2 separate regions of the Mus musculus genome follow, and region 1 is linked to region 2. The links are chromatin loops, found by intact Hi-C in ENCODE. Cell type or tissue: heart. All regions are shown on one strand. Each heading gives the region's core, and the rest is flanking DNA. Links, peaks and the distances in the headings are about the cores only. Region 1 has its middle 33 kb from the start of Gm36561. Region 2 has its middle 140 kb from the start of Gm36561.

Evidence for each region. Hi-C counts contacts between places; a loop is a spot of excess contacts. Peaks named below come from ENCODE experiments on the same cell type or tissue, not always from the same donor. Only the 100,000 strongest peaks of a DNase experiment are listed, where the experiment ranks them.
Region 1: it touches region 2 in a loop (2.2-fold over the local background); 2 of 42 quality-filtered maps call a loop at or near these places.

What each region holds. Positions count from the first base shown.
Region 1 is chr1:189,059,475-189,075,811 of GRCm38, forward strand. No RefSeq gene overlaps it. Among named protein-coding and RNA genes, the nearest start is that of Gm36561, 33 kb to the left of the region's middle. In heart, for the core only: no CTCF peak of the experiment used is centred there; a DNase peak (open chromatin) is centred at 8,327; H3K27ac peaks cover 1,431 bases.
Region 2 is chr1:189,167,418-189,183,754 of GRCm38, forward strand. No RefSeq gene overlaps it. Among named protein-coding and RNA genes, the nearest start is that of Gm36561, 140 kb to the left of the region's middle. In heart, for the core only: no CTCF peak of the experiment used is centred there; a DNase peak (open chromatin) is centred at 10,534.

The DNA.
Region 1 (16,337 bases), core at 6,863-9,362, 110 kb before region 2:
TGAAATGTTCTATAGATATCCATTAAATCCATTTGGTCCAGAACTTATTTTAGTTTCAATGTGTCTCTGTCTAGTTTGTGTTTCCATGATTTGTCCATTGATGAGAGTGAGGTGTTGAAGTCACCCACTATTACTGTGTGAGGTGCAATGTGTGCTTGAGCTTTAGTAGAATTTGTTTTATGAATGTGAATTTCCTTGCATTTGGAGCATAGATATTCAGAATTGAGAATTCTTCTTGGTAGATTTTTTTCATTTGATGAGTATGAAGTATTCTTCCTTGCTTTTATTCCATATTAGAATGGCTACTCCAGCTTGTCTCTTGGGATCATTTGTTTGGAAAATTGTTTTCCAGACCTTTACTCTGAGATAGTCTCTGTTTTTGACACTGAGGTGCATTTCCTGTATGCAGCAAAATGTTGGGTCCTGTTTACTTATCTAGTCTGTTAGTCTATGTCTTTTTATTGGGGAACTGAGTCCATCGATGTTAAGAGATATTAAGGGATAGTGATTGTTGCTTCCTTTTGTTTTTGATGTTATTTTTTATGATTGTGTGGATATCTTCTTTTGGGTTTGTTGAAAGAAAGTTACTTTCTTGCTTTTGTTAGGGTGTAGTTTCCTTCCTTATGTTGGTGTTTTCCATCTATTATCCTTTGTAGGTAGGGCTGGATTTGTGGAAAGATATTGTATAAATTTGGTTTTGTCTTGGAATATCTTGGTTTCTCCATCTATGGCAATTGAGAGTTTTGCTGGGTGTAGTAGCCTGTGCTAGCATTTGTGTTCTCTTAGGGTCTGAATAACATCTGCCCAGGATCTTCTGGCTTTCATCTGATGAGAAGTCTGGTGTAATTCTGATAGGTCTGCCTTTATATGTTACTTGACCTTTTTCCCTTACTGCTTTTAATATTCTTTCTTTGTTTAGTGCATTTGGTGTTTTGACTATTATGTAACAGAAGGAGTTTCTTTTCTGATCCAGTCTATCTGGAGTTCTGTAGGATTCTTGTATGTAAACATACATACATCTCTTTCTTTAGGTTAGGAAAGTTTTCTTCTATAATTTTGTTGAAGATATTTATTGGCCCTTTAAGGTGAGAATCTTCACTCTCTTCTATACCTATCATCCTTAGGTTTGGTCTTCTCATTGTGTCTTGGATTTCCTGGATGTTTTGGGTTAGGAGCTTTTTGTGTTTTCTTTGACTGTTGTGTCAATGTTTTCTATGTTATCTTCTGCACCTGAGATTCTCTCTTCTATCTCTTGTATTCTGTTGGGCCCCATTTGGGTCCTGGTTTGGGCCTTGAGGACAAACCTAAGCCTGGATTGAGTTTTGAGACCTGTCTCAGTCACTTCCATATCGGGATGACTCAGCAAGTCCTGTTTGGCCCTGCCTCTGCCCCACCATTGTTAATGTAGAAGCTTGCCATTGGCCCTGCCAGTCACTCCATACCCTCTGTCACCCTTCCCTGCCTCCTGTGTCATTTTACCCTACCAAAAATCCCCCTCCCTATGTTCCGATTGTATATAATTGTACTGGCTAGTTAAGTGTCAACTTGACACAGCTGGAGTTATCACAGAGAAAGGAGCTTCAGTTGAGGAAATGCCTCCGTGAGATATAACTGTAAGGCATTTTCTCAATTAGATCAAGGGGGAAAGGCCCCTTGTGGGTGGGACCATCTCTGGGCTGGTAGTCTTGGTTTTATAAGAGAGCAGGCTGAGCAAGCCAGGGGAAGCAAGCCAGTAAAGAACATCCCTCCATGGCCTCTGCATCAGCTCCTGCTTCCTGACCTGCTTGAGTTCCAGTCCTGACTTCCTTGGTGATGAACAGCAGTATGGAAGTGTAAGCCGAATAAACCCTTTCCTCCCCAACTTGCTTCTTGGTCATGATGTTTGTGCAGGAATAGAAACCCTGACTAAGACAATAATCAAGAGGCTGATGCCCTAAAGTTGAGTTCCTGCTTCAATAAAACTCCCGGCTCGGTGTGTGTCTTTCAGGCCATCTACATTTGCCATTTCACTCAGCTTCAGAGGGACTCTGGTGGGATTGGGCCTCTCTCCTCTTTCCTGAACGTGCTGGCAAGGAGCCGGCAGTATTCTGTTGGTGATGCTTGCATCTATGACTCTGGATCTCTTTCCTAGGTTTCCTATCTCCAGGGTTGTCTCCCTTTGTGATTTCTTTATTGTTTTCATTTCCAGTTTTAGATCCTGGATGGTTTTGTTCAATTCCTTCACCTGTTTGGTTGTGTTTTCCTGCAATTCTTTAAGGGATTTTTGTGTTTCCTTTTTAATGGTTTCTACCTGTTTACCTGTGCTCTCCTGTATTTCTTTAAGGGAGTTAGTTATTTATTAAAGTCCTCTATCATCACCATGAGATGTGATTTTAAGTCAGAGTCTTACTTTTCTGGTGTACTGGGGTATTCTGGTCTCACTGTGGTGGGAGAACTGGGTTCTGATGATGCCAAGCAGCCTTGGTTTCTGTTGCTTATGTTCTTCCCCTTGCCTCTCCCCATATGGTTATCTCTGGTGTTAGCTGGTCTTGCTGTCTCTGACTGTGGCTTGCCCTTCCTGCAAACCTGTGTGTTAGAACTCCCAGGAGACCATTTCTCTCCAGGAGGAATTTGAATATGGACATCTGTGGCACCTGGTCAGCTCGGGGCACAAAGAGAAACTAGAAGGTTTCTGTCCCTGGCTGTTCCTTGGTTCCTGTGTCCTGATGGTTCAGGATGGGTCCCTCTTGGGCCAGGAATTTGAGCAGAAGTCACACTGTCCTCACAGGTGAGTCAGTGCTCCTGGGAGACCAGCTCTCTCCCAACGGTATTTGGGTATGGAGCTGGCTGCAATGTTTATTTCCAGCTATTTGGGGTAGGTTTTCTCCTCTTTGGGGACAGCAGTATAACCCTTTTCTAATTATTTTGCTTATGAAAGGGACATCTCGCCTCCAATTCCATTTTCTTCATGACAAGTGAGGTTGGCTGCCTTCTTTTCACTGGTTCTTTGTGTGTGTGTGCATGTGTGTGTGTACATGTGTGCACATTCTATTACAGACCTATGCATGATAGCACATGCATGCATGTGGAGGTCAGAGAACAGTTTAGAGAGTTAGTTGACTCCTAGTTTATCAAAATTTCAGTTTCCTAATTGAAATGTTGCCATCCCTCATCTACTTTGCTGGCATTCCTGCTATGTTGCTGGCTTCTCCCTGGGTCTCCAGCTTCCCTGCTATGCTGTTAGCTTTTTCCAGGGTCTCCAGCTTCCCTACCATAGCCATGCTGCTGGCTTCTCCCTGGACCTCCAGCTTCCCCACCATGGCCATGCTGCTGGCTTCTCCCTGGAGCTCCAGCTTCCCCGCCATGCTGCTAGCTTCCCCTTGGGTCTGGGATATAGTTCGTGACTTCATTAATCTGTTTATTTTCATCTCTGTTGAGATCATTGATAAGTTTTCCATATGTACTTTTAACTTTTAAAGAAATTCATTGTATGTGCATGAAGGCTTGGCCTGCAGATATGGATGTGCACCATGTGTGTATGGTGAGAGATCAAACGTACTCCATCTTGGGATCAGCCTCCATCCATCTTAAAGAAAAAAAAGCCAGAGACCTTGACCTGCAGCAGAACCCAAGCTGCACCCAAGTACCAGGAAGGGACCCCATGGCTTGTCCTTGGCCCATATTCCAGAATTACTCCCTGGCTACTTCTTAGCAACAGTCAATCAAGATTAGTCTGATTGTTTGTGATACACTTCCAGACCCTTTGTGATTGTTCACGCTCTTGCTTCAGAGCACCCACCTATCAGCTTACAGCAGACACTCAGTCAGATGCTTGCCAGGCTGGGCACCGCCTCACTTACTCCCGGTCCCTATAAAACCTTGTCCTGCTGAGGGTTCGAGGCTGCTCTGCCTTCCCTTCCTGTCCTGCTGTGTCAGGGTTGGGTTGGAGGAGAGCCCGAGCTTGAGCTTGTAGTAAAGAGACTCTAATGCTATTACACTAGAGACAGCTAATTGGTGGTCTTTTGGGGGTTCACAAATGCTTCCTGGCACAGCAATGGTACCCTCAGAGGCCAGAGAGTATTGGGACCTTTGGAAAAAAGACTTGCAGATGGTTGTGTGCTGCTGTGTGGCTGCTGGGACGGAACCCGGGTCCTCTACAAAAGCAGCAAGCTCTCAACCACTGAGCCCCTCTCCAGCCCCTGGACATCTGAATTCTTATCATTCATGTTTACCTATTGCAGCAACTTTGAATGGGAGGTTGAGCTTTCATACTGGAGAGGAATCACTCTGCCTCCTGGGTGACAGGATTCTCTGCCATGGCCAGTGCATCTGGTAGGTTTGGCTCTCTCCCAGTTTTACAGTGGGGTCATCTCAGTGAGCGGCTACTTCTTTCATTATTTTTTAATTAATCACAGGAAGGAATCATTTCATCAAGTCATTTTCACACAAATTTCCCATCTGCTCTGTTCTTTCCTTCCCCCATGCTCCCCACATCCTATGGCTGGTAGAATTCTGATGTCTAGAAGCTACAGAAATGCCAGGCAGGTGTAGTGGCTCGTGTATAATTCCACCACTTAGAAGGCAGAAACAGCATCCATCAAGCAATCTGTCTCACAAGACTAGCCTGATCAGTGAGCTCTGGGTTTGACTGAGAGACCCTGCCTCTCAGTAAATAAGGTAATAGAGGAAGACACCTGATATCAGTAAGCCTTGGATCTCCACACTCAGACCACAGAGGCCATATAAGGGCTTAGACAACATGGTGGCAGGATAGTCATCTGGAATGAGTCTGCAGCATTCAGACATATGGTGAAACAATAGCCAGCTAAAGATACCTAGGGACTCACCAATAAGCAGAAAGTTGAGCTATGATCTAATGTGCTATATTTGTAAGATAACATTTTTGTATGTTTTTTTTTATAAATATACCCTTGAGGCTGGGGTCAGTGCCTTCACCTCTCCACAGTGATGCTGTTTCTATGGGATCCTGTATTAAAGCTGTTTTTACATGCAATGGTCTTTTGATTGTGTTACTACAGGGTGAAGGTCTTGTCTCTCACACAGCAGTGATGTATGAACATGCCCAAAGTCAGCTATGGACACACATTGCTGCTGCTACTGCTGCTGCGCATTGCTGGGAGACAAAGGCAGTCCTAGTTTTTAAAGAAAAGCCCCTATTCTGCAGGTGAGTTTCTGGCTGGACAGGTGAATTCTGCATTGCTCTTAGGCTAAAACATTATCCCCTTGCTCTCAAAGGCTGGGAGAGCACAGAGTGCTGTTTAATCAGTGGCATCGGAGTGGCAGATGGTACCAACCAGGGCTTGCTCCTGCTTCCTCCTGTCTGCTCCTTCCTTGGCACAGCAGCTTTGCCAGGGTAAGGGGAACTGATCCAAAGGAGACCTGTCATAGGGAGGAGCAGCCTTTGCTACAGCTAGTTTGTAAGGATAAGTGAAGGCCAGAAAAGTGTTACCACGGAAAGGCTGCCTTGGGTAACTGAAGAAGTCTGGGAGACAGCGGTGAAGTCAGAAGCGAATCACATCTTTTGTCAGAGGTTGATTATGCTTAAAGCTGGGCTGCCTAAGTAGAAGGCTGCCTGCCACCTGCCTGCCACCTGCCTGCCACCTGCCTGCTGCCTACCTGAATTTCTTCCTTCTCTCCCCACCCTTCCCCTTTCTTCCCACCCTCCTTTCCCTTCCCTTTCCTAACCTAACATTTCCTTTTTTACCCTATCCTTCTCTTCCCAACTTCTTCCTTTTGGCCCTCCTTCCTTCCTTCCTTTCCCCTCCCTCCCCGCTCTCTTTCCTTCCACTCAGTCCATTTTCCTGGAAATTTCATTAATTTTTATGGTTGAATTCCATTACGTGTCTATGTCCTACATTTTCTTTATCCATTCGTCTGCTGATGGACATCTAGGCTGATTCTATTTCCTTGCCACTTTGACTAGAGCATCAATAGTCAAATCCATTGTGACCTGGGTCTTGTGGAGCATGCCCAGTCATAGGGAAATGCTGTAGACAGTGCTGATCCAAACTGATGTGCTAGGCTTGGGTGCTAAGGAAAAACTCCTGGTTTTTGACCCAGCAAAGGAGCTGGTGAGTAACGAGGGAGCAGTGAAGCTACAGTGGGCAGATACTTGAGAGATGCCTCCTAAGGTTGGCAGAGGATGAAAATCTCATGGCCAAGACAAGCTCCACTTGATCTCTATCCAAGAGCAGAGAGCCCAGCCACCTGCTCACCTCTCATGTCTGGCACCACCGTCTGTTTAGAGCCAAACTCACAGTGGGGCATGGAGTTGGGACAGCTCTGTGTTTGTACCTGTCTGTCCATGGTGACAAAGAAGGAATTAGAGACACAGGCAAGATCTTGAACTCTAGTCACCATAAGAGGCAAACTTATGACAAATCTCTGGACAGAAAGCAATCTTAATATGGATGGAAGATGACTGGCTCAAGCCACCAGTCAGGAGGAGCCTGGAGTCTTCACCTCGGGCAGATCAGTGCTGAAGGGCAGCGTTGGAGTCCTGGAGGGCCACACAGCTTGAATGACTTTCCCTACACAGGGAGGGCTGAACTTTTCCTCGGAAGCTGTGTGTTGGGAGTGTGCTGGGGAGCAAACAGCCCAAAATGCAGATGACTGGATGAGTCAGGAAGTGATCTGTGGTGAGGTTTGCAGTGTCTGGAGTTTGAGGCCCCAGCCCCTGAACAATTGCTTAGAGATTTAATGATTGTTATTAAGCCTACATGTATTCAATTGGGGTTTTCTTTCTGGTATTTTTTACATGTTTCAGTCCTTCTATACTAAATATACAGAAATAAGCAATGAGCCATGTGTGATGGTCTACAGAGGCAGGAGCATCTCTGTGTTCGCCATCAGCCTGGGCTAAATTGCAGGTTCTAGTCCAGCCAGGGCCATATAGTGAGATCTGTTTCCAAAGTAAATAAGCAAATAAGTGAATGAATAAATAAATAGATGAAATAAACAATAACCACCCAAATAATACATACTAAACAGCAGTTGTAAAGGGAAGAAAGAACCCCAGAAAATCCAAACTGGGCTGGGGGGGGGGTAAACCAAGTAATAATATCTTTTGAGCTTTAGAGAAAGACTGAAGATCTTATCCTCTGTCCACATCACACTCTGTATCCCATGCACATCTGTCACACTGAATCAGTGTGCAAAGCTGGCAACAGCAGGAGTGGGGAGGCTCGCCCAGTGCTCTCGCATTAAATTTTATGAGAGATTTGTGTTTGAACTTCTTCACAGAATTTTGCCATCCTTTCTCAAGCTGCAACCTTGAGTCACATCAAAACCCTGATTATCTTCTAGAACCAGAGAGGAGCTGGGCTTGCTGAGAGCCTGGACCAACCCCCCCCCCCAACCCCCCCCCCCCCCCGCCAACCCCCCTGTCACCCCCACCCCCACCCCCGCAGGAAGGCAGAGGCTCCCTGTGGCTGAGCAGCCGCGTGCATCTGAGGCTGCATATGTATAATTTCTTACTGAGTCTGAAAAGCCTGTCTCCACAATTTGAGTATTGTAAATGCCTGTTCATTTTCTGGTGACGTGAAGCAACAAAAGATGTTGACAGAAACATGTTTTTGTTTTTGCCTTTAAAAAGAAAGCTACATTTTCAAAACCTAATCTCTGGAAAATTAAACTGGCTACTCCCTTTTGTGTCTTTTTTGTTTGATAGTACACATTCACACTTCTTATTTGAAACGAAAAGAGAAAATGTTTTTCTACGATATCCAAAGCACTAGGTTTTAATAGCTGATTTGATTGAATTTCCTTCAGGAAAACAACATCGTCCTTGCTGGAAATTAACAAATAGATGAATCCATTAAACATCTTCCATTAAGTGGAAGGAAATCATTTCTCTATTATAAAGACGCAGCCAGCAGAAGTCACAGTGCCCCCAGCCATGTTTGGCAGCAGCGGAGAAAATTCAGTTCATTTGCCCCGCCCTGCTGTGTGTGGGACCATCAGTCAGAGCTTGTAGCCTTCCATCTCCGTTAAGACACTATGATCTTCCTTCCAAGGAATAATTCTACGTGATGCTGAGAGATTTGGAGTGGAAGGAGGAAGATAGAGAATTTCAGAGATGAAGTCTGCACAGATGTATTCTGATGGAAAACTCATTTGTGTCTTCATAAATATGTCCTCGCCCCTCTTGATTGTTGGGTGCCCCAGTGGGCGATTCTTAGCAAAAGACAAACTGGTAGGTGGATAAGCGAAGCCGGAGCGGGACAAACCCATGCATTAATGCATCGCTTTGATCTGGCTTCTCAAATGTTCTACCATTCCATCGGCTCATTCCTTTAGATAATTGGAAAAAGTGCTGCCACTGGCTTCTGGCCCAGGCCTGTTCCCCTTCAAGGAAACGGGATCCAGACACACCTGCACTCCAGCGGATCCTTGGCTTCTCTGGAACAAAGAGGAGGCAGAAGGACATTCTGAAACATCCCAAACTGCTTGGAATACTACCTACCAGCAGAACGTCTCATATGTTAGATCACTCTACTCACAATGCCAGCTAAAAATACCTTCTGGGCTTTTGAGAATAGGAGTCTCTGAACTTCTGGTTGGGGAAAAATAATGATAGCAACAGCTTTTGACTCCCATCATAAAAATGTAGAATTATCATCAGTATGATAAGTTTTATTATCATTAACAACATGATTTGTGGGGGCATGGAATAAATAAATATAGGAAACTGCTTGTATACTTATCTGAGAAATGGGATCAAAACTAGCAGAGATTTGCAAACCATTCTTTTTTTGGAGGCTGAATTTTATCTTTGGATATGAAGGCCCTGTGGAGCAAACCCAGAAAAAGTTAGATGAGGGCCCTAACTGAGAAGCAGGACAAACTATTTTGTGCAGGGAGTGGTGAAGGAATGTGAAGGCCCTGAGGTTGCACTCTATTTATAGCTGACGTCACGGGGCCCAGAGGAAGGCAAGAATGCTGGCCCAGAGGTGAAGGCCAATTGTGTCAGCAAAAGCAGGGACCACTGTTGGAACTTGGTCTGTAGGTTTTTCATAGTGAGACCACAAAATTATTTCTCAATAACACTTGCACCAAAGGAGAGGAATTGTAAGCTTTGGTCGGTGGATCTTAAGAGGGAGCAGCAAGAATGCTTTGGTTTGCTCTTGAGTGAGACGCAATCCTCATTATGTCCAATGGAAGACAAGCTAGCTCTTGGCTTTAGAGCTGTTTGTCCACTTTACAAGGTGGTGCGTGTAAACATTCTGGAAGGAGATATGATGCCTACCTTGTTGGTGGTGGCTTGTTATGTGAAACTACTTGAAACAATAGTCTAAAATGAAAGACGGTGAGTATCCCAGAGAAAGGTAGAAGGATTAGGAGCCTATAAAGAAGTATCTCCCATCAGAAGCATTCATTTGGGAGATGCTAGTGTTAGCCAGTAGTACCTGACTTTAACTATGATAGATAATCAACCATTCATTCATTCACTCACTCAGTGAATAAGTACTCAGTCATTTAACCGATGAATCAAATGGTGACTCAAACCTTTGCAGAATGTCTGCCCATTGCTCTGTGCTTAGGAACCAGAGAAGATAGCGATGTCTGCGTGTGTGCAGAAGCATGCTGTGTCTTAAGAATAGTAGCAAAAATAAACGCTGTTTGAAATGATAATATAAGCCACACTGCCTTACATCAGCGTCGCACATTCCTCATAGTTCTGTCTTCCTGAGAGAAACACACCCCAGATACATTTTCAGCCTTCTTTGTTCTTACTGTTAGGTTAGGGTCATGTGACCACCAGGTGTGAGCAGAAGCAACAGAAGCCAATACCCCAGAGTCTTACTCTCCATTGTCCCCTGAACCTTACTCTCCATTGTCCCCTGATATGGACTCCACGGGAGACAGTCAGAGCTCTGTGAGGCTTCCTTGAGCTAGAAGCAGATATTTATTATCTCTTCTGTATGAGAGAAGGAACTGGCTCACAGTGTGATGCACTGAACATGGGAAGAGGGATTTCCCACAAACACTTCCAGGTATGAATTCCAACTTATTCAGCTTATGTGTATCTTGGCCTAGAGGCAATATTAGACTCGCCTTTGTAATCACAAAAGAGTATTGGATACAAGGAAGAACTCTAGAATCACAGGGAAGGTTTTTTTTTTTTGTATTTGTTTAGCCTTTTGAAATAAGAAATACTTAAATATAATCCAAGTGAAGGAAATACATCATAGAGAAGCAAAGAATAAGGTTATAAAAAGTCAGGCCATAGAAGAGTCAGGGGAAAGGTCTCACGCAGTGGTTCTCAACCTGTGGGTTGTGACTATCAGAAAGTGGGTGGGTTGGTGAGCAGGGGGAGGGAGGAGGGGAGAGGGGGTTTTCAGAGGGGAAACCAGGAAAGGGGATAACATTTGAAATTTAAATAAAGAAAATATCTAATAAACAAAAGAAAGCATATATTTCCAACAGTCTTAGTAACTGAGGCACTGCTCAGTAGCAAAATTACAGTTATGAAGTAGCAACAAAAATAGACTTATGGTTGGAAATTTCTACACAGGCAAGGACAGGAAGCCTCAAACAAGGGACTGCAAAGAACTAAAATGTCCGCTGGAAGAGCTGAAGCCGAGCCGGGCGTGGTGGCGCATGCCTTTAATCCCAGCACTCGGGAGGCAGAGGCAGGCAGATTTCTGAGTTCGAGGCCAGCCTGGTCTACAAAGTGAGTTCCAGGACAGCCGGGGCTACACAGAGAAACCCTGTCTCGAAAAACCAAAAAACCAAAAAAGAAAAAGAAAAAAGAGCTGAAGCCTCTGAACCAGGAGACGAGCTAACCTCCCCTCAGAGACTTCCCACAGCCTGACGTATACCTGCCGCCTGCCTTTTGCTCTGTTTCCAGCGCAGGGGACCGAACCCAGGGCCCTACAGGAGCTAAACAAGTGCTCTGCCACGCAGAAGAAAATGGTGAGGGAAGCAGCTCTTTCACTTCCTGGTTCAAGCAAGAACAAACCATGTTCTCTGGCCAAGTTTTATTCCCTAATGCCTTAGAAGTACAGAGACACTGCGATTCTGAACCTGTGCCCGGTAACACGCTTTCACGACCCATGGCATCAAGAAGGGATGGACGGACATGGGAGATGGCTTTGGAATGGATTGGGGTTTGTTCAAGGCAGGGATAGAGAGAACCTCAAGCTCTAGTCCCAGGACTGACAGAAGAAACAAGCCATGTTCTCTCCTAATTATGCAGTGAGCTCTTTTTGGACCATATGCAGATACTTAGTGACCCCACCTGGAGTTCTGAAAGCAGCCACCAACATTACACTTTCTTTTTAAGAGGCAGATTAACCATGATCCAGAGGTGAATTTACCAGTGCTGTGCAGGCAGTAGCATTCAGACCTGCCTTCAGACCTGACCCATTGGAGGTCTCTGCTGCCTTTGCATTGGGATAATGTGACTGGGGAGAGACAGGGGACTGATTTTGTCACCACTGTGGCAGAATTTAACTTACTTCCTGGTAATGGGTCTCACATTGCACTTGCCAACGAATGCTGCTTAGTGGACCATGAAAGGGTTTTTAACAGGATTTAAAAAGTTGAACAATTCTTTAATCCTAGCACTTGGGAGGCAGAGTCAGGCGGATTTCTGAGTTCGAGGCCAGCCTAGTCTACAAAGTGAGTTCCAGGACAGCCAGGGCTATACAGAGAAACCCTGTCTTGAAAAACCAAAAAAAAAAAAAAAAAAAAAAAGTTGAAGAATTAACCACCCACCAACTGGTGGTTATATAGAAGTTAATCTATCACATTAGGTTCACAACACTAAGTAACTGAGGGGTAGGTAGTTTAAACAACAGACTAGTATAACTTCACCAGTGTGAAACCCAGCCTCAAGTGCCCTTCAATATCTTACAGTCAAGTGGCTTATCCTTTCCTGTGCAGCCTGAGTTCATGGAAAGTGTGAGCAGACTCTGTACAGACACCAGAGATAGGAAGTCACTGGTATGAGGGCCGGCCATAGTTTTGGAGAATGGTGATCATCTGGGTGTATTAAAAACCACCCAAAGAATATGGATTTACAAGGTCTAATGTATTTGGTCATATACACCATGCCCCCCCCCACACACACACCTAAGAATGCATGCATTCTCAGCAGAGGGCAGAAGTAACTTAAAGGAAGCTTCTGGAATGGAATGGGATGGAAAGATGAGGTGGAGGCATCAGCATACATGTTGGGAAGCTGGAGAAGAGTAGAAGAGGTTTGTGGAGTTCCCTGAAGGCAGTCGGAGCATCGTTGAGTGATGGAGGGGTTGGGCAAGAGGCAAAGACAATGACCAGGATCTCGAAGAGCTTTCGTGTTTCCTGGCTTGCTCACGTTCCTGGTAAGTTTCGACTTTGGTGAAACTGAGGCTAAAGTGACTCGTGTGGTCTGATATTACACATTTCCAGAGCTGCTCCAGGAAGGGACCATTTTCTTTTCTCAGAGTACATTTCCCCCAAGAGGGTGGCATGACTGGAAAAAAAAAAACCAACCAAACTTTTCTCTGTTTTGTGCCTTTAAGACAGGGTCTACATGTCAAGCACAGGTCCTTGACTGGGGGTGGACAGTTTTCCCTGGACTCTAAATAAGTACTTGAAAGGTCAGGCTGGTGGTGTGTAGCCTGAACACTCACTTAGGAAAGATAGTCTGGAAGCATTCCATGATTCAACCTCGGCTTCCCTTTAAAGCTCACAGATCTGTGTTCCAGTTCAGCTTTGTACTGCTTCCTAGAAGGACTTGGTTATCCCTGTTGGTTATCTTCTGGTTGGTTGGTTGGTTGGCTGGCTGGCTGGCTGGTTGGTTGGTTGGTTGGTTGGTTGGTTGGTTGGTTGGTTGGATAGTTCGTTGGTTGGCTGGTTGTTTGGTTGTTTGGCTGGTTGTTTGGTCAGTTGATTAGCAGATTTGTTGGCTAGTATTTTTGTTTGTTTGTTTGCCTGTTTTTAGTGCTTATAATTGAATCAGGCTAAACTCCTGATCTCCTTTGGCTGTTTGAGACAGTGCTCTAAAACATGCTACACTCTACAGAACAACTGAGAGTTCATCTTTGGGCTTTTCCTGATCTTTCAGGGTATAAACTTGCCCATCAACAATCTCTGGGACTCACGTAAAATCTCTGATAATTCAACACAACTATGTATGGAAGGAAGGCTGCTAGATCTGCGTGCACCACCAGAGCATTCTCCTCAGTAAGCCTATGAAGTGAAGTTACACAAATCACCCTTGACAACTGCATGCATCAATAGCATCTCCTACCATCAGCACTGCTGGAAGGCCTTTGGATACTCACAACTGGCAGCTCAATTATTGTTAAAGGTGCAGTAGGCATTGAGGAGCCTAGCCTCACCAATGGCCACTGGACAGCCACATTCTATTCCTCCCCCCCCCCTTGATGGCCTTCCCACCTCTCAGGCAGGTCATGCTTTCCCAGCTCTTGTTTTTATTCCATCCACATTAGAGGTTTCTTCTTCTGGAAACACTTTTTTGATCACGTTTCCCTCTTCCCACTTTGAGCTTCATGCTGGTCATTTTTTCTGGGCCCCATGTTTTTTTTACACCACAGACTCAATTGCTGTGCATCATGGTTACTTCATTTGTTCTCTGAAATCTTTCACGACATACAAGATGCAAGGCAGATGTTCTGGTTTGGTTCTTGATTGTCATCCAAAGGTCTCTGTGTTAAAGGACCTTCCCCAAGATGGCACTGATGCAGGGGCAAGGTAGTAGACTCTTTAGGAGGAGTAGCCCAAGGGGAATCTTTAGATAACGAGAGGGATGTCCCTGAAGCTCAAAGCAACAGGACTACTCAATCGTAGACTGTAACCACAACAGTGGGAACTAGAATAAATCTGTAGCAGAACCCAATTAACAGTACTCAAATTGATCTCAGTGGCAGTGGCACAAGTTCCTTACTACCCGCCCCAATGTTCTGGGTTCCCAAGTGAAATACACATATGCACACACACAACCTTTATATTTGGATATGCCTTAAGCAGCATATAGTGTGTGTGTGTGTGTGTGGGGGCTCTTGGGACCACTTTTCCCCCCTCCTACATGGCAGTTATATCACTGTAAAGAATCTTCTCTGGCGAGGGTCTCTCTTCCTTCCCCAGCATGGTGGCTCTCTCTCTTTTCTTCCCTTTCCTGTGTCCCTTGCCCAGGAATCCTAAAGTCCCGCCTCTGCATCCTTGCCCAGCCATTGGCTGTTGGCCTCTTTAATTACCAATCAGAACCAACTGGGGTCAGGACACTGCAAACAGTTTGTGTGTGTGTGTGTGTGTGTGTGTGTGTGTGTGTGTGTGTGTGTGTGTGAGGGGGGGAGGGGGGATTAATTAGCATGAGAATACTAACAGCTACATTAACCTTGGTTTTTGTAAGCTGATTGTCTCAGGTCCTTTTGACAGAAGCTCTCCTTATAGTGACTACATTAGTTATGTTTCCAATTTCTTTGACAAAAATGCCCAATAGAAGCAACTTAAGAGAGGAAGGGTCCATTGTAGTTCACTGTTTGAGGAAGAGTCTATGCGGTCCACGGTTTGAGAAAGGGTCTATTGTGGTTCACCATTTGAGGGTACAGTCCATGATGGAGGGGAAGGAGTCACTGTAAGAGATTGAGGTGTGTGATCACATGGATTCACAGTCAGGGACCAGAGTTTAATGAATGCTGATGGGCAGCTCATTTTCTCCTTCCTGTACAGCACTGGAGACTAGCCAATGGGGTGGTGCCAACTCATATTTAGGGTGGGTCTTCCTACCTCAGATAACTCCATCTTTAGGTTCTTCACAGACATGCCCAGAGGTTTTCCTTCTAAGTGAATCTAGACCCTGTTAGGATGGCTGCTGATATCACCATCACGGGGACCATTTCAGTTTTATTCCCTACCATTATTAATTCTCACCGTTAGTTCCTGGCAATGAGAAACAGACATTACATATTGCGAGACTAAATGAATGCCTGAGAAGAACAGAATTTGAACCCAAATCCCGAAAGCTTTTGATTTCCCCCAATAATGGCTTCACTGCTGTTGAAGATGGCTCCTTGCTCAGAGGTTTGCTGCTGGGGCCAGAGGAGATGACAGAGGCCACAGCGATCTGTAAACTGTGCAGATAACATCATTCAGTGCCTTAGCTGTGTGTGCACCACACGCCATCTGTTCCTTCTGTGTATTCTTACTGCGTGTTTCAATTTCTTTCATATGCAGATTTTTTTATCATGAAAATTGTAAGTTGATTTTTTTTTTCCTCTTGCAGTATACCCTCACTTCCTGTTATCCAAAGAAAGTTATGGAAAGTTCAGGGGTAGAAGCTTTGTTACCTACTGACTAGCTTAGTGTCACAATCTCCACACCAAGTCAACAGTCACCCTAACTGAATTATTCCTCTTTTATGTCTGCATACGTGTTTATGCATGTATATATTTGCATGTGTTTGGTGCACGTGTTTGTGAATGTGTATATGGAGAGTACCTCCCCAGTCACCCCAGGTGCTGTCCGCCCTTTCTCCCCTGTCTTATTCAGATTCTCCCATTGATTTGAAACTTCTCAGTTGGGCCATATATCGCTAACCATGGCGATGAGTAGGTATCAGCAGCGTTACAGTTTTCATGCATATTATCAAAATGTTCTCTTTTAAAAGCAGAATTAAAATGTGTTTCTTTGCTTTTTAAAAAAGAATGTTTAAAAATTGTAAGTATGTATGTATGTGTGTGTATGTGTGTATGTGTATGCATGCATGCATGCATGCATGCCTATGTGAGTTTATCTACATCATGTGGGGCCAGGTGCCTGCAGAGGCCAGAGGATATTGGATCCCTTAGAACTAGAATCATAGGTAGCTTTGACCCACCCGATTTGAATGCTAAGAACCAACCCAGGTCCTCTACAGTAGTAGTAAGCACTTTTAACCACTAAGCCATCTCTCCAGCCTCTAGAAATTAAGTCTATAAGAAATATCACATGCATACAACAAGAGAAACACTAAGAGACAAGGCAAGAGGTTCTAACACACGTAATCGAATATAAACAAAACTCTACAAACACTGGAGAGGAGGAGACATCACATTTGATGAGAAACCGGCTAAAAATATTCTAAATCTGATTATAGATGTCAAGAATGTTCACAAAGCTCTGTAATTCCCATAGAGAATAAAAGAAATGAAAAATCACACCAGGCACATTGCAGTACTGATGCTTTTATATAATTAACAAAGGAATTTGTAAGTGCAACCCAAAGAAAAGCAAAGATTCATTGTTTGAAGAATAAAATAAAAGATAAAGAATGCAGCCTCCGCTATCAAAGGAAAAGTAGTTTTAAAGTCTAAAACAAATGACTGCCGCCCGAGAATACATTCCTC
Region 2 (16,337 bases), core at 9,285-11,784:
TTTTGTTCAAGGTTCAAGTGTGTCAGTCCCTACAGTTTTAAGGACCTTGTTATGACAAAGCAAAGCTCATATGGACAATTAGCCAGGATGGGTAGGGACAATTCTTTTTAAATGAAGATATAAAATAATGTAAGTCAAAGCAAATAGTAGGGAGGATAGTGACAGATGAGATGACAGCCAAACCAGGATTTGACAGAAGCACATTCGGGCTGAGAGAGGGAGTGTGTGGAGTGACACTGTGACACTGAATGTCAAAGCCCATTCGACCTCTTCAGAGGAGCCTCAACGGTGCGGCCAAGAAAGCAAGGCCAACAGTGTCAGGAAATGAGATCTAGGATGTGATACGGGTGTGGTGCTGTAGACCAAAGAGAGGGACTCATCTGCATCAGCCTCAAGGATGATTTCAAGGATGCTAACAGAGGCATTCTTTCAGTCAGCGATACAGTAAAGGGCTTTAGAATTAAGTCTTTGTCAGGACAAATTGGCTAGGATTATCCAAGCCTGGGTTTTTGTCCTGTGTCCCACGCATGGTCACATACCTACTCAGGAGGTTGAAAGAGAAGGAGCTCAAATTGTTGGCCAACCTGGGCTAAATAGTGATACCCTTTCTAAAAACAAACACAATGTTCATAAGGGAAAACATGGCACTCCAAAAATTGCCTCCCCCAAGAAAAGTGTGCTTCCAGACCACGTGTCTCAACAGTTCAACACCTCTCTTATCCGCTAGAGTATGTGCCAGATTGGACTCCAGACCAAACATCCTCATGCATGAAAAAGGAGCCATGTCTAGAGCCAACAATGTCCAGAAGCAAAAAGAAGAGCTGTAAAATCTATCTCATTAGCCCAACCTCTTTTGTTTCTCTCTGGTCAGATCCGGGTTATACACTCTCCCATAAATGCATTCACAGCAGTGAGAAAGGAACGTAGATGTGGTGAGTCCTGTGAATAAAGTATAGATGTTAGAGCAAAACCTGAGCTATGACTTCAAGGGAGAAAGAAGAGCAGCATGTGGGGTCTATCACAAATGGCATCTACTGCGGCAACCACCCACACTGTGCAACAAGACTCACGTCACGCTCCAAACACACACTCACTAGTTTTTACTTATTGTACATGCTATCAACTTGGGCAGTGGTCCTGTGGGACTTTCCAATCTTTGGCTATTTACAAAACAACTCTATGTTTTTAAGTACTCAAAGAGAACTTAAAATTTCAAAGACAGCCCCCCCCATCATATTCTGAGTATTCTGGGTGAGGGGGATCCTCACACTCCATAGAATTGAGTTGGATTTTACCCGAGAATCAAGTTCCCACCCTCTAGGACACCAGGAAAATGTGCAGTAGTGGACAAGGTAGAGGGGAGACTTTGCTCTCAGATTTGCCCTTCCTGGCTTGCAAGGATATTTCTGTGCTTCTACCAGGGAAAGGCAACATTACATTTGTGTTTTCTGGACACAACCACTAATGTGTTTTATTTTCTCAGTTCTGTGTTCGATTCTCATCTTGTTGGTGATTTCAACATAAGAGTGAATGGAAACAGCTGGTGAAGATTTTATATCAACAAGAATCCCTTTCTAAGAAGTAGTTGACTAAGAGACATAGGAAAGTCACAAACTCAGGATCAGACTTTTTTTTTCCCCAAGCTGAGATTTTGAATGATACTTTCATCCTGGCCATGCAACAGGTACAAGGACACAGCTAGCAATGGGTCAAATGTCTCAATTTAAAATTTGCATTCTAGAATCTTTTCTTCTTCTTCTTCTTCTTCTTCTTCTTCTTCTTCTTCTTCTTCTTCTTCTTCTTCTTCTTCTTCTTCTTCTTCTTCTTCTTCTTTTTCTTCTTCTTCTTCTTCTTCTCCTCCTCCTCCTCCTCCTCCTCCTCCTCCTCCTCCTCCTCCTCCTCCTTCTCCTTCTTCTTCTTCTTCTTTTTTCCGAGACAGGGTTTCTCTGTATAGCCCTGGCTGTCCTGGAACTCACTTTGTAGACCAGGCTGGCCTCGAACTCAGAAATCTGCCTGCCTCTGCCTCCGGAGTGCTGGGATTAAAGGCATGTGCCACCACGCCCAGCTCTAGAATCTTTTCTTAAATTATCAAATTAGAAAGTGAAAAGCTGCAAATGAGTAAGGGCGATTTCCTGGGTGACCTGAGTCTTGCTTAACTCACTGGGATCCTTCTCCCCCGTCAACACCTTGGTGCCTTTAAAAGCCATTTAGTCGCCACCAACCCAATTATCTTTTCCACGTCTCCTCTAATTCACTCTGAGGTCTTGAACATTACTTGTCTGCTGGGACCTGGATGAGAAAATATGATTATAGTGTCAACCCTGAATGCAAAAGGCATCAGAAGAGCCTGGACCACCGGAATTCAGAAGTCAGAGGCAGGCAGTAGTTGTTGATAATATCTTGCCAGACACAGTAAGGTTTAAAACTAGGTCCGTGGTCTTAAGAGACAATTTCTTTCACTTTAGTGGAAAAAAAAGCCAGAGCTCCAGATAGTATTCTGGAGTGGCGGTTGTTACTGGTCAGGGAAAAACAATTGAAATAATGTATTGCTTACATTCCCAGGGTAAACACGCACAAACGACCTAACCAAACAAAAGCAAATAAAGGAAGTCAATGAACAGAGGAACTAGAGGAAGCAGTAAGGTAAAGAACAGATCACAACTAGAAAGAGACGTGGAGAACTGGGGATAATCTAATTAATATTCAAGATTATTTTTTTCAGGATCCAGAGCCAGCCTGGTATTTTTTGAAAATGTGCATATTTGAGAGAGTAAACTCGCTCACTCACATCTTCTCTGCATTCACAAGTCAGCATGTCAGGTATACAAGAAGTTCTAACGTTTCCTGTGCCTGGGGGCATATGGTGGCATAGACACAGGACCTCAGAGACACAGGTCCTGCGGCACTGGCCGCTCCCCCTTTTCTTGGGAATTTTCTGTTCTCCTGATTTCTCTCAGCATCTCTCTTCTGGAGTATAGTGAGCTTCCCATACTCTCCTTTCCTTCACATTTGCATTCACTTTGCTGTGCAGCCTCACAGCTAAGGTCCAGCTCTGTGTGTTAAATCCACTTGGCAAACATCTCCCCTGCCTGCTTCTAGGTGCCACCACCTCATAAGAGCTGGTGTGATTTGCTGGAGTCAAGCTCCTTACATCTTTCTCTCTTTGGTTAGCAGCACTGTCTCAGTTACCCTGACTCAACGTGCCATAGTCCCGGGAATTCTTTTCTCTTTGATCCTCACAGAAGACTTTGTGAAGTCCAAAGCATCGTCCTTCTTCTGGCTCTCACATACATGTCCTCTTCTGTTCTCACAGTCATTGCTAATGACCAGGTCCTTACATCTCACATAGTTCAATATGGTCATTATTTTTCTCTACACTGTCTTCTGTTTCCAGTTGCTTCTCTGTCCTTTGTAGACCTGCTTTCTAATTATGTTTCTGAACACTGTTACAAAGTGATCATTTCTCCATTGGCATTGACAACACTCACTGGATTCTCTCCTGGGTTACTGTAGTAGACCTTTATTGTCTACTTACTACCATTAGTGACCCTGCCTCCAATCAAGGTGCTCATCTATGTCCAGAGTGAGTGGTTTCAGAATCAAGTGTAAACACATTAGCTACCTAATGGGTCTCTAAATTTCATAGCATAATTCCAAAGGCTTTTCCAGATCTAGGCTCTCTCACCTTTTACATTTGATCTAATCTCTTGCTATCACTTCTAACCTTGGACAGTCTTTTCTGGGTACAAAGCAGAGACATAACCAACCACAGATGTCCTCTTCCTCTTTTCGGTCAGGCAGATCATGAGGATAGACATTCAGTTACTCCTCTGTAAGTGGCTTAGAGTTCCTGTGTAAACAAACTCGGTGCGTGTTCCCATGGTGCCAGAAACCATGACACTTGAAAGTGAAAGATCTAGTCATTCATCTGTAGGCATCTCAAGTATCCAGATGTTTGACATCCTGTTGACAAAACATCAAGATGACTGGGGAAGAAATGTTCAGTCTTCCAGTTGGAGTGTGTTTTAGTGTCTAGAAGTCATCAAAGCAGCAAACACCCTCAAGGGGCTTTCTGGAGGAAATGACTTCAAGGTGAAACTAGAAATTGTTGTGTCCGGCCAGCAGATCACAGCCTGGGTTCTAGCCTGGAAAGGCATTTTGGAAACCTAGAAGAGAAGAGGGGCTAGGTGGCAAGAGAAAGAAATGTAGCTAAGACAGGCATTCTGATCAAAGCTCAATTTTACTGTTTCGTACACAGTTATAAAGCAGGGGAAGGGGCCCGATTTCCGCCAATTAATCTTGGAGTTCAATAGCAGGGTGACCACGTGCATGACTCTGAACAGCAAAGCGACAGGTTCCAGCAGTGGGCATGGCAGAACGATTGAGCCAGCAAGCTCCACCCCTGAGCAAGCAGGTTTCAGGCTGGGGGAGGGGAGACTACAAGAAATGTCAATGCTCTAGTGGGAAGAAACACCATTATCACTGGATGTGTAGGACTTCAAGCACAATAAAGTTGTCTGAACTGTGGCAGACTGTTGATAACAATCTGCCTTCTTGTTGGTCGGTAATCCCAGTGCTAACTATGGCAATGGCTTCCATGTGTAGATTCTTCTATATGTGCTATGTCCTGTGTTAGGCAGAACTCCTCAAATTGAGTGTCTTTTGTCCACAAACCAATCCAGTTACCCAGAAGCTCTAGCGTTATGGTAAGAGTCTAAAGCCAACATGGCTGGACCTGGATCTCATAGCAGAGATAAGCCAAAGGGGTGAGGGAAGACAGGTCGCTCACAAGGACAGGCATTCACTCCAAGCACAATAAAACCCAGAAGTACACATGTAGTGTGAACATTGTAGTAACGATGGTAATAATGTTGGTTTTGGGCAACCCAAAGAAGAACAATAATCAATGATTTAGCTTAACTATCAAATTTATAGGAAATCAAGAAGAAACGATCCCTAAGTGCTTTGGTGAAGAGATTAAAGAGAGCAGCTATGCTATGGAGCAAAAGAAACCCAGAGAAGTCAACTGTCAGCAGCCCACAAAAACTTGTGAAGGCATTTTCTCATCTTTATGTCTGAGCCCATTGGAAATATAGTTTACTAAAAGGCAAACTGGGGCAATTCAGAACTGAAAGCCTCCAGCGTGTGGGGGTATTTGCTCATGGTTTGATGATCTGTGGCAAACATCTACTGTTTAAGGGAGTCAGCTGTAACTCCGTGTGACTTGGAGAACCTCGGTTCAAATGACTGCTGTCTCACATGTGTGCTCTCCAGACAATGTGTCTGTGATTACCGGACATGTAGCTCCCTTGCGACGTTTATCACCAGTTGATTGAAGTTTATGGAGAAGATATTTTTCAATGAGCAGAAAAATAATGGGAACATTTTCAAGGTAGGAGGTTAGCAATGTGCACAATAAGGTAGCTTAGCAAATAGGAACCTGGAAGCCTGTGGCATGGAGGTCAACACTGACAACTCAATGAAGACTCATCTCAGAGTAGGGTACATTTGCAGACTTGTTTCAGAGTAGAGTATATCCATCTTTATATCTCTATAAAGTGATAGCTTATTATTTTCCTTCTAGTCTACAAATGGCTTCTCCTGTTAAATTACATGAAACCACATGAATATGGCTTTTAAATGAATAAATGTATTGTCCAGGTGTGAAAGCTGCTCTAGTAAAAGCAGCACAGAGACCACACTGCACAAACTGTTTGCACAGCTACATCGGCCTTGTATCTCTTAGAGTTTATCTGGCCAGGAATGAGAGGTCTGGATCAAAGACTCTTCAGATGTCCTGTCAGCTCTAGAACATCCTGCTTCCAGCTGAGATCTGACGGCCCCCATGGGATTTATGTGCAGGACAGGGCTAAGGCTTCGTGAAATAGAGTCCTCATTTGTCACATCAGAACAGCTCTAGGTTGTGAAGAATTTTGTGAATTCCAAGGGGGAAAAAAACCATGTGGCCCAGCTTCTGCAAATGGATAAGAGGATTTTATTATTTTCAAAAGAAATCAAACATAGAAAGCATCCTGTGGGTATCAGTTATTTCTTGGAAATACGGATATGATCCAGAGCCCTATTGAGTTCTGTATCTATACCAGTTTCTCTTATCTGCTCACATATATACATACATAGGGGCAATTCAATTTCGAGTGGAAAGTTCTCTGCCACATGGGATGCAAAGATGATGGTGAGACCAAGTATGTGGAATTCATACTCGCACATCTGGTGATAATTAACTCCAGCTAATATACAGTAAAAATACATTTGGAGAGTGAGGGTGCATGCGAAGAGAGCGCTCAGAGTCCTTTAAAGCTCTGTTCTATTATTAAATTTCAGCTGCTTTCATGTTAAACTTCAATTAAACAGTCTCATTGGTTCATTGGAGAGGGTCTCTGTTGGAAACGAACATCTGTCATCAGACGCGTTTATAAACAGCTGTGGTTTTCCCTGGCATATAGGCTGCATTATGCATCCATCTGGACAGTCTAGCATGGGGACTCTTACTTGGACCTTTACCTGACTTGGTCATTTATGATGTTTAATTGGCTTGATTTCTCCAGAGAGAACTTCTCCTTCTTTCACACCTCGTGGAACCAAACTGTGGTTTTGTTTGTTTTTGTTTTGTTTAACAGAAACAGGATTGAGAAGGTTACAGTAAGTGAAGAGACCTCTCTGAAAGGGCATGGGATAACCTGACTACCATATTTTCTCCTTCATCTTTTGCTAACCGAACCCTGGTCGGGGAGAAGGGCCAATATTGGAGTGGAACAAGGCCACATTGCTCTCTTTTAACGAAATCTCTTCCCAATGAAACTCTGGCACTCATTTGTTTGATTTATTGCCTTCCTTAAGCTTAGAAACCCTGGCCACTTCTCACACAAGGAAGAAACAATAGCTTTGGTTTTTCCAGGGCTTATCATGCTAACTACGGTTTGTCTGTGAGCAGGCACAACAATGTAACCATGAAGAGGGGGCGAGTGTGTTTGCCTCAAAACCTTTGTTTCTGAGCAGCACAAGAGCCGAAAAGTGTGCACTTAGCCAAATACAAACATTTATTATCTGTACCCTTGTTATGTTCATGATAGGATTTAGGAAAACAAGAATAATTGATGATATAAAAAGAACAAAATATCTAAGAAACAATATATTTAAGGCAAAAAAATCTATGTGACGATTTCTACTGCATATGAAATTATGATCCGTGACATAAAGATTCATACAGCCAACAGCATGTTACTCACATTATTTTCATAAATTGTTCTTCTTAAATAATTTATTCAAGAAACACTTAAGATATGTCCGAAGGGATAAATGACCGCTGAATCTTTCAAAGCTCCCTGCAATAATTTAGGTTCCAGAAAATCCTTGCATTTTCTGCCGAATCTTATACTTCATAAGAACTTCTATATTTAGCAACAGTCACATATGGTTGCTCACATAAAGCACAGAGAGGCACCTGCCTACTTTATCTTCTAGGAAAACAAAGCACCTCCTATCGGACACTTAGATTGGAACGAAGATTGAACCTACACTGATGAAGCCAGCTTATCTGACCCCATCTGCCTAACAACTTCCATGAAATGCAGAGAAAAGAATGACACTGGGGCTGGGAAACTACTGCAGAAAACACAATGTCTTCTACTAGGACTAGAAAAAGAAAAGGGTAGAGGTACCTGAGGGCTAACATAAACTTAGGAGATTCACAAAAGATGCCCTGAAAGTGGAGAGGTGGGAATTACCGATAGGAGGTACTGACATGGCGGGAGAGCATTCGGTGCCAGTCTTTCACAGTCTGGATCCTTCCGTCTTAAGAAGGCTACCTCCTGAAAGGCCAGAGCACTAGCAAGGGCGCGGCCTGGGCGCTCCTCATACACTTCCAGGATATTTCTGTCTAGGCCCTCCTCTGTGAATTCAGCTCTTGTAGTCCCACAGACTTAGAACTGGATCACAGTCGCAATTAAGGTCAATGCGCTGGGGCCCCTTGTTGGACCGTGCACCCTGCATTGCTCTCTTTCTGCTGTCTTTTCTTTCTGCATGTCATATCTACCTCTTGTTTGTTTTAATGTTTATTTTTAATTGCATGTGTACGTATGTCTCTAAGTTTGCACGTGTGAGTGCAAGCACCAGCTGAAGCAGAAGGTGTTGGGTTCCATCCCTTCAGAGCTGGAGTTATAAAGGTGGTTGTGAGCCTCCTGACATGGGAGCTTGGAACTGAACTCTCATCCTCTGGAAGAGCAGTAGGTGCTCTTAGCAGCTGAATCATATCTCCAGCCCTGAGTGCTGTCTAGAAGCTAAATCCACATATTACCTACATTGGACTTCCCTGAGGAAGCCAGGTATACTCCACCATCCTGTAGCCCAGGTGCGCCCCACCATCCTGCAGCCCAGGTTCGAAAAAAGGAGTGTTTCTCTGTCTTTGAAATGCTGTTTTACCATGCCGTTCATCCTTTCTCTATCCACCAAACTACCCTTGCATGCGAGTATTCTCATTGGAAAGAGCTGCTGGTGCTCTCGCTTCTTGTCTTTGTAAATTTACAGGATCCATTCCTAAGTTCTTTCTGCAATGTGCTGACAAAATATGCGTTTGTTCATTTCTCCAGTGACTATTGAAAGTACAACACTTATTCAAGGTGTCAGAAATTTGTTGATGAACAAGAGCCTCTGTGAAGCTCACATTCCAGAACCATGCTGTTCTGGTCTTAGAATTCATTGGAAAAATCAGGGAAGGATTGTTAAAACTCATTTATCATCATCATCATCACCACCACCACCACCACCACCATTATTAAAGCACCACTCCAAAGTTTCTGGTTTACTCAGGTTTTAGGGGGGCAGAGCTGGTCAGAGAGCAACCTGAGGGACTTAATTCTCTCCTTGTATCACAAGGATCCTAGGAACCAAACCCAGGTTCTCAGGCCTGGCAGAAAGCACTCTTCACCTATGAGCCATCCGTACCACCCGATGTTTTTGCCCACCCTGCTGCTGTTGCTCAGGTACCAAGCACACTGACAGCACATCTGATCTAAGAGGAGACACATGTTTAAACACCAAGGAATTTTTGTAACTAAATATGTGGGTCACAGGACTGAGGACACAACCTTGCTAACAGAATATTCTAAGTTTTATTTTGAGTTACATTTCTAAATATAGCAAAAATAGTTTATGGTAAAAGAGATCATTTAATATGTGGGGGTTGGGAGAAGGCATGTTAGCAGAAAATAAAATTACCGAATCAACTAATTGATTTGGTTGAAATTACAGTGATTTCTTTTTCTGCATGAGTGATTTTAAAGGATAGTAACTACCATATTAGATCAACTCATATTTACTCCAGACGCCATTCAGACCCCAGCAAAGCTCTGGCATGCTCACATCCCTAGGGAAGATCGAATCAGTGAGAACTGGGCGTGAAGGGAGTTTCAAAGAGGTGGCAGAATCTGAGACTCGGTGCAGATATTCCCAAAAGGGAGAGAGTTGCCTCATGAGACAACATAGCTCATAGCTGAGGCGTTCATATCCATAGATAAGACATACCGAGTCACCAGAAGGCTCTCATACCTAGAGAGCATGTCTGAACTACATGTGCAAGCTGGGAAGAAAACATTGGTTCTTACACAGTGACGGAGCAGGCTGTTCTGACCTCAGTCACTCCCTCAACTGAACTCATACGATGAAACCTTAGGCCTGACCATGAAAGCTGTGGGAGATGGGGCCCTTGTTACGGGGTTCTTGCCACTACAAGGAGAGACAGAAAGGTGGCAGGCAAGTTGTCCTGTTCCGAGTCACTTTGCAGGCCTCAGTCAAACAGGGTAACAGACATCTGTAAGACATGAAGACAGCTGTCATAAGGAAACGGTCTGCTGACAGCTTGCTCTTGAATCTCTATCTTCCAGAGCCAGGAGGGAAAATTATTATGCTCTTCCAGCCACTCTTCATATGATACTTTGTAATGGCTATTCCATCTAAGACACAGGAAATTAAACAAAACACCAATATAGTAACATCTCCACTCATCACACTCTTAGAATCCTCTTCATGTGACACAGACTCAGTCTGACTTTGCAAAGCTGGATTAAGGGAAAATGGAGTCCTATGTGATTATTAATTTATTATACGTCACTGAAGGCATAAACTAAATAAATAACAAGAAGACGTTAAATGACTTTTGATGTGGTCTACAAACACATCAGTGCAAGAGCAACCATGGAAGACATACATTTCTCCTCTTTCCTATAAGGTGATCATGGAACTTCAGAACCATGCAAAGACTTGTAATTAACTCCCTCAAACACCTCATTCTTAGGCTATGTAACTTGAAATGCCACAATACTACCCTGGACAATGGCTGTGTCTTAGTTGAGCACAATAAAAATTCAAGATGTGAGAAATAATGGTGGGGGAGGGGGAAGGGAGTGATTAGCAGGACAATGATTGGCCAAGAACCAAACAAATTTATCCTATGAGTCAATCTGATGTCCAGATTTCCAGGAAGCATTGCAGAAACATCTACCCAAGCACACTGGCAATCACCCGCCAAAGCAAGTGTCTGTTTCCCAAAGCTGGACTTGTGTACACTCCATAAACAACTGTCAAAGACATCCTACATCTGGATAACACAGTTGCAAAGTTAATTTTGGTTAGGAAAAAGTCTACACCCCTGGTTTTAATTTGAATGGAATTTTGATCAGGGGCAAGAATCACACTGTGGGCATTTCTAATGTTTCTATGGATGTGTGGAATGGTGGTAGGAGCTGCCAACCATGAGAGATGTGGGTAAATAAAACACAGAGAAGTCTAGGAGAGTCTAAAGGTGTTGCCTTGGGGACTGTTTAGTTCTGTGGACCAGCAAACAGTGGGGATACTCAGCATTACACTACAAACCCAGGGTTTGGGGTCCAATGGAGCTAAATGTTATATATAGCATTAAATTTAGTTTGTCTGTACTAAATGGCTGATGCTGTCTTTAAGGAAATCTGAGAATTCTCTTCTAGTGCTTCTGTAGATCAGGATGAGCTGTACTTCCAAAAGAACCCAGAGGTTCAATAGACGGCACAGTGAATAAAAGCTCTTGCAATACAAATGGAAGGACCAGAGTTTGGATCCGCAGCACCACATAAAACCTGGACAGGAGAGGTATGAGTGTGTCCATGTTCTCAGAGCAAGATAGATGGAGACAAGGGACTCCTGAGACAAGGTAGATGGCTAGACCAGCTGAAGCAGTGAGCCGTGAGCTCAGATGAGCGTTTATCTTAAAATATAATATAGATCATGGTCATGATTGAGGAGGACAGTGTCAATCTCTTACCTCCACACACAAGCACACACATGTGGTCACCTGTATACAGTTACCCTCCCCCAGCCTGTGCAAACATACATATATACATGCACATATATCATGCACACATGTTTCTGTACCTGTGTATACTTACCCACACACCCCCAAAGCACACATAAGCATGCACACATGCATGCATCTGTACATACTCATTCCCTACATATGAACATACATATACACATGTAAACACACATATGCACATGCATTGACATGTGTGTATACCTGTATACATTACCCACCCAACACACACATACCCACCTACATGTACATACACACTGAAGAACAAGAACCTTTGTCTGAATAGTCAGGATCTTCCAGCACCTTCCTTTGCTTAGAGCATTTGTGGCATTTAGCCTGTGCAGGCATTCACTCCTTCTCTGTCCCGACATTATGAAACCCACTGAGACTCACTCTCTCCATGCAACGCCATCAGAAGACCAAACATCCCTTCCTGTTCCTGTTGTTGGCAAGTGGAAGATGAGCAAAGGCCAACGCCCAGTGACTTTTGAAAGAGCCTCTCATTTACATACGAATGGCTGAAATGCACATTAACCTGAGCTCCTGAAGGAAAAATACAAAACAAAACAAAACACCAGAAAACAAAAAAAAAAAACAGCACAATTTAAGGTTTAGAAACAGATGCGAAACTTGATTGGTATAAGAGCTGAAAATTTGGGCCAACCACAATTACCCAAGTAACAATAACACCTGTATACATTTCTATATTTCCACGAAACATAGAAACTTCTTATAGAAAACTTTACCTTCCACTGGGTAAGCATACAAAGACACCACTGTTCATGCTACCCTCTCACCTCTGACCACCTCACCCTGACTTATAATTTAAATCAGTCTTGTTCTGTCAATCTCCATAATGGACTGCCCCTTTTCAAAAATACACACATACACACACACACACACACACACACACACACACACACATGTACACATACATGTATATGTCTGTATGTATATCTATGTTCCTGGTATCTGTGTATAGCATGTTTCAGAGGGAGAGTGTCTCACATATCCTAGGACAGCCTCAGATTTGAATGTAGCTGGAGATAACCTTGACCCTCTAATCCTCTCAGTTCACCTCTCAAGTTCTGGAATTATGTTAGGCACTGTCACACCTGGTGCACGTGGTGCTGAGGGTGGACACCAGGGCTCTGTGCCCTGCAGGCAGCATGCCACCATCTGAGCTGTCATCAGCTCTATGGCCTGCCTCTAAGGAGAGTATTGAACAGGCTCACTGAGTGAAAAAAGAATGGCCCATGATTCCTAATTCAAACAAGTGGCTTAAGCAAACTTCAAAAACTGCATTAGGCAAATTGACAGTGGTCACCTGAGATTGGGGGCCAGGGGCAGAAAGGCATTTATCCAGACTAGTATGGAATAATACATCAGAAGAATTGAATTCAGGGGTGGGGTGGGCTTCTTATGCTGCACTGAGTTGGTTCAACACACTCACTCCTTGTCTGATTCTGGGCAGTTCGTTTCACAGTGTATTTCCCCCAGGAGACTCACGGGAAATGGAAGTTTCAGAACTACATTGTATTTTTATGATGTTTCTGTACCTTGACTGCAGAAGTTTCAAAAACAAAGATCTTTGGGGTTTTACTTCTTTCTCATTAAATTTGGCCCAGTGAATAAAAGCTTTTGCAACACAAATGGGGGGACCAGAGTTTGGATCCCCAGCACCATATAAAACCTGGGCAGCCATGGCAGTGTGTATAATCTCACAGTCAGGGAGATGGAGACAAGGGATTACTGAGGCAAAGTAGCTGGCTAGACCAGCTGAAGCTGTGAGCTGTGAGCTCAGATGAGAGCTTGCCTTAACAGATAATATAGAGCATGGTTGTGACTGAGGAGGATGGTGTCAACCTCTTACCTCACACACAAGCACACACATGTGGTCACCTGTATACAGTTACCCCTCACATGTGTAAGCATACACACACACACACACACACACACACACATATATATATATGTGTGTGTGTGTGCCTACTTTTCCTAAGTTATTTAACAACTTCTGTAGTCACAATAATGTTTATGTCCATGTGACAATAATGAACACATGATCCTACAGATGATGGTCCAGCTGTTCCGGTACATGTATGTGACAAAGAAAAATGTGATTTAAAAACACTCTAAATAATAGAGAAAACTTTAGTAATGGAAGACTATACTATACTATACTAATCTATACTGAGAGATGCCGTGTACTGGGAGGGGTGTGATGCTATCTGGAGCTGCCCCTACCTTGAACAGTGCACATAGCTAGAGGAACCAGAGGCAGAGCTGTATCTCCAACAGAGGTGAAGGAGGAGGTCTGATGTAGACACAAGCACAGGGCCACAGCACCTCCAACAGGCCACACCTCCTAAGCCTTCTAATCATTCTCAGTCAGTCCCATTCCTTGGTGACTAAGCACTCAAACACATGAGCCTATGGGATCCACTCTCATTTAAACCACTACAGCTGGAACATGACTTGTTTCAACTGGAAGATAGTTGTTGTCTTTGAAGGAAGCTGGCATTTGAAAGGTCTGAAAATAGCAGGACGGCACTGAGGATGAGATGAAACAGAAGAAATAACACAGATTGAGGGAAGTCAGACTGTCAACGGATCATATCATACCTAAACTTTGAGCTTGTTCACCAGGTGTAGCCATGGGAAGGGCTCAGAAAAAAACAACCCTCTATTGAGTTGCTAAGAAGCACAGTCACTTAAAAAAGTAGCCATGCCTTTGTAATGCATCATGGAGGCTCCCTTCCTATGTATGAGCCAGGCATGAGGTTGAGAACCCCCTGACTCAAGCACTGCAAAGCTATCAGTGATCTCTTAGCGATCAGAACAGAATCTTCCCTGTCTCTTTGCTGTTGATGATGACTTAAATATTTTATGACTTTATTAAGTTGTAGTTGACTGATCTATATATTTAGAGTATTCAAGATAGTGTTTTGAAATATCTATCAAGGGAAAACGTTGGTTCTCTCCACAATCAGGATAGATTATCTGTCAACTCAAGGTTTAGATTGTAATGTGTGGGGTGGGAATGCTTGAGTACCATTAATTATAAAACCTCAAGTACACCACATATCATTATCTGCCGTAGTGTCACCAACCTGTACAGTAGTTTCTTGTGGTGGCTGTTGCTAAACACCTGACACGAACAGTTTGAGGAAGGAAAATTTGTTTTGGCTCACAGCTGTAGATGGTTTTGCTTATGGTAGCTTGGCTCCAGATGCTTGGGCAGAACATTGTGTCACAGAGGAAAGCTGATCATTTCACAGCTGGCAGGCAAGTAAGCAAGCAAGCAGGTAAGCAGGTAAGCAAGCAAGCAGGTAAGAAGTAAGCAAGCAAGCAGGTAAGCAAGTAAGCAACCCATGCAGTAGAGTTCAGTGTAGGACACTACTTGCACAGGCCCATCTCCTACTCTTTGCCCCCTCCCAGTAATACCCCGATGTTATGAATCCATCAAAGGATTGATCCATTGATTATGTTGGAATGTTCATAAGCCAACTGTCTCTAAAAATACCCCCAAACTAAGAAGTATGCTTTCCAATACCGTAGGTGATTTAAAAAGTGTGTGTGTGTGTGTGCGTGTGCGTGTGTGTGAAGTTGGTTCTCTTTCTACCATGTGGGCTCTAGGCATGAAGCTCAGGTTGTCAAGCTTGCACAGCAGGCCTCTTTACCACTGAGCCATCTCTCCAGTCCTTTATTTGCTCCTTAATCTCTTATAATAAAAATTCATATCATATGATTCCTGAGCTTACTCATAACTTAAGGTCAGCTTTCTTTGACCAACATTAATCACCCAACCCCCTCCCATGCCCCACAAGCTCCTAGGAACCCAATGTCACTCTATTTCTATGAATTTAGATTTTTTAAAAGAGTCTAGTATGGATTAGATGGTATATTTTTGTGTTCGGTTTATTTCTGTTGGTATATTCTCCAGTTTAATCCAATTTGTTGTATGTATTAGAAGTTTCCATTTTTTTAAGGCAGAATTGCTTATACTTCATAGTCCTTGGGTAATTGCTAATTGATAAATATTACCTAGGGATGAATCAATAGTCAGCTAAAATGAAATTTCCTCTAAAAAGGCTTAAGGCTACTATAGTGGTGGGGGGTTGGGGGAGTAATGGCTTCTCACTGAGGTTCCCAACCTATGTGAATTCATGAACTGAGGCTTTCAAATGAAGTTTCAGACTCTGGAGGGAGGCGACTGCCCTAGACCAGTTGTCTATTCTTCCAGGAAACCTTTTAAATTTCTCACAAAGAAACTCAAATTAATTTATCAGAGATGTGCCCTGGATGTGGGGGGACCTCAGCATGCTTCAGAGGCACCTGGCCCCTCTAAGCTGCCAGATTCCTACAATCCTACTCTACACTCCACCAATAGAAACGAGGGTCTATTGAGAACAGGTTAGAGAATGTTTCAAAGCTCTAGTCAATTGGAAACGCTGAGATAGCTTGTCCCGTGTTCTAAGTATTTCATAAGACTAGTGTCCTAGCTACACAGCTGCATCCCTGTCTTTGTCTCTGATAAAATCCACGGCAGAATTTAGTGTCATCTCTTGAAAGATTCAGAAATTGGTGCTGTTCCCCATTTAGGCTAAATGCTCAGCTTGGGCACAGTGTTTGTGGATCTAGGAGAATAATTTGAAATTATGAAATGAATAATATTGTGGCTTCTATGGCAGTGGCTTTTTTGGATATAATCTCTGTGTGTTTGCTTATGTGTCTTTTTGACAGAGAGCCTTCCTATTTTGTACTGGCTTCCATGAAGCTCATTATATATCCCAGGTACCTAAAACTTGTCATTCCCCCTGCCTCAGCCTCCCCGTTGCTGGAATTTTTACAGTATGCAAACATATCTACCTTGTATGAGTATGTATGCACAAGCCCAGGCACGAGAAAGCAATCATTAACCAGACAGGTGCTGTTTCCTTAGCACTGATTCAGGGCAAGGAGTGCTGGTGTCGTG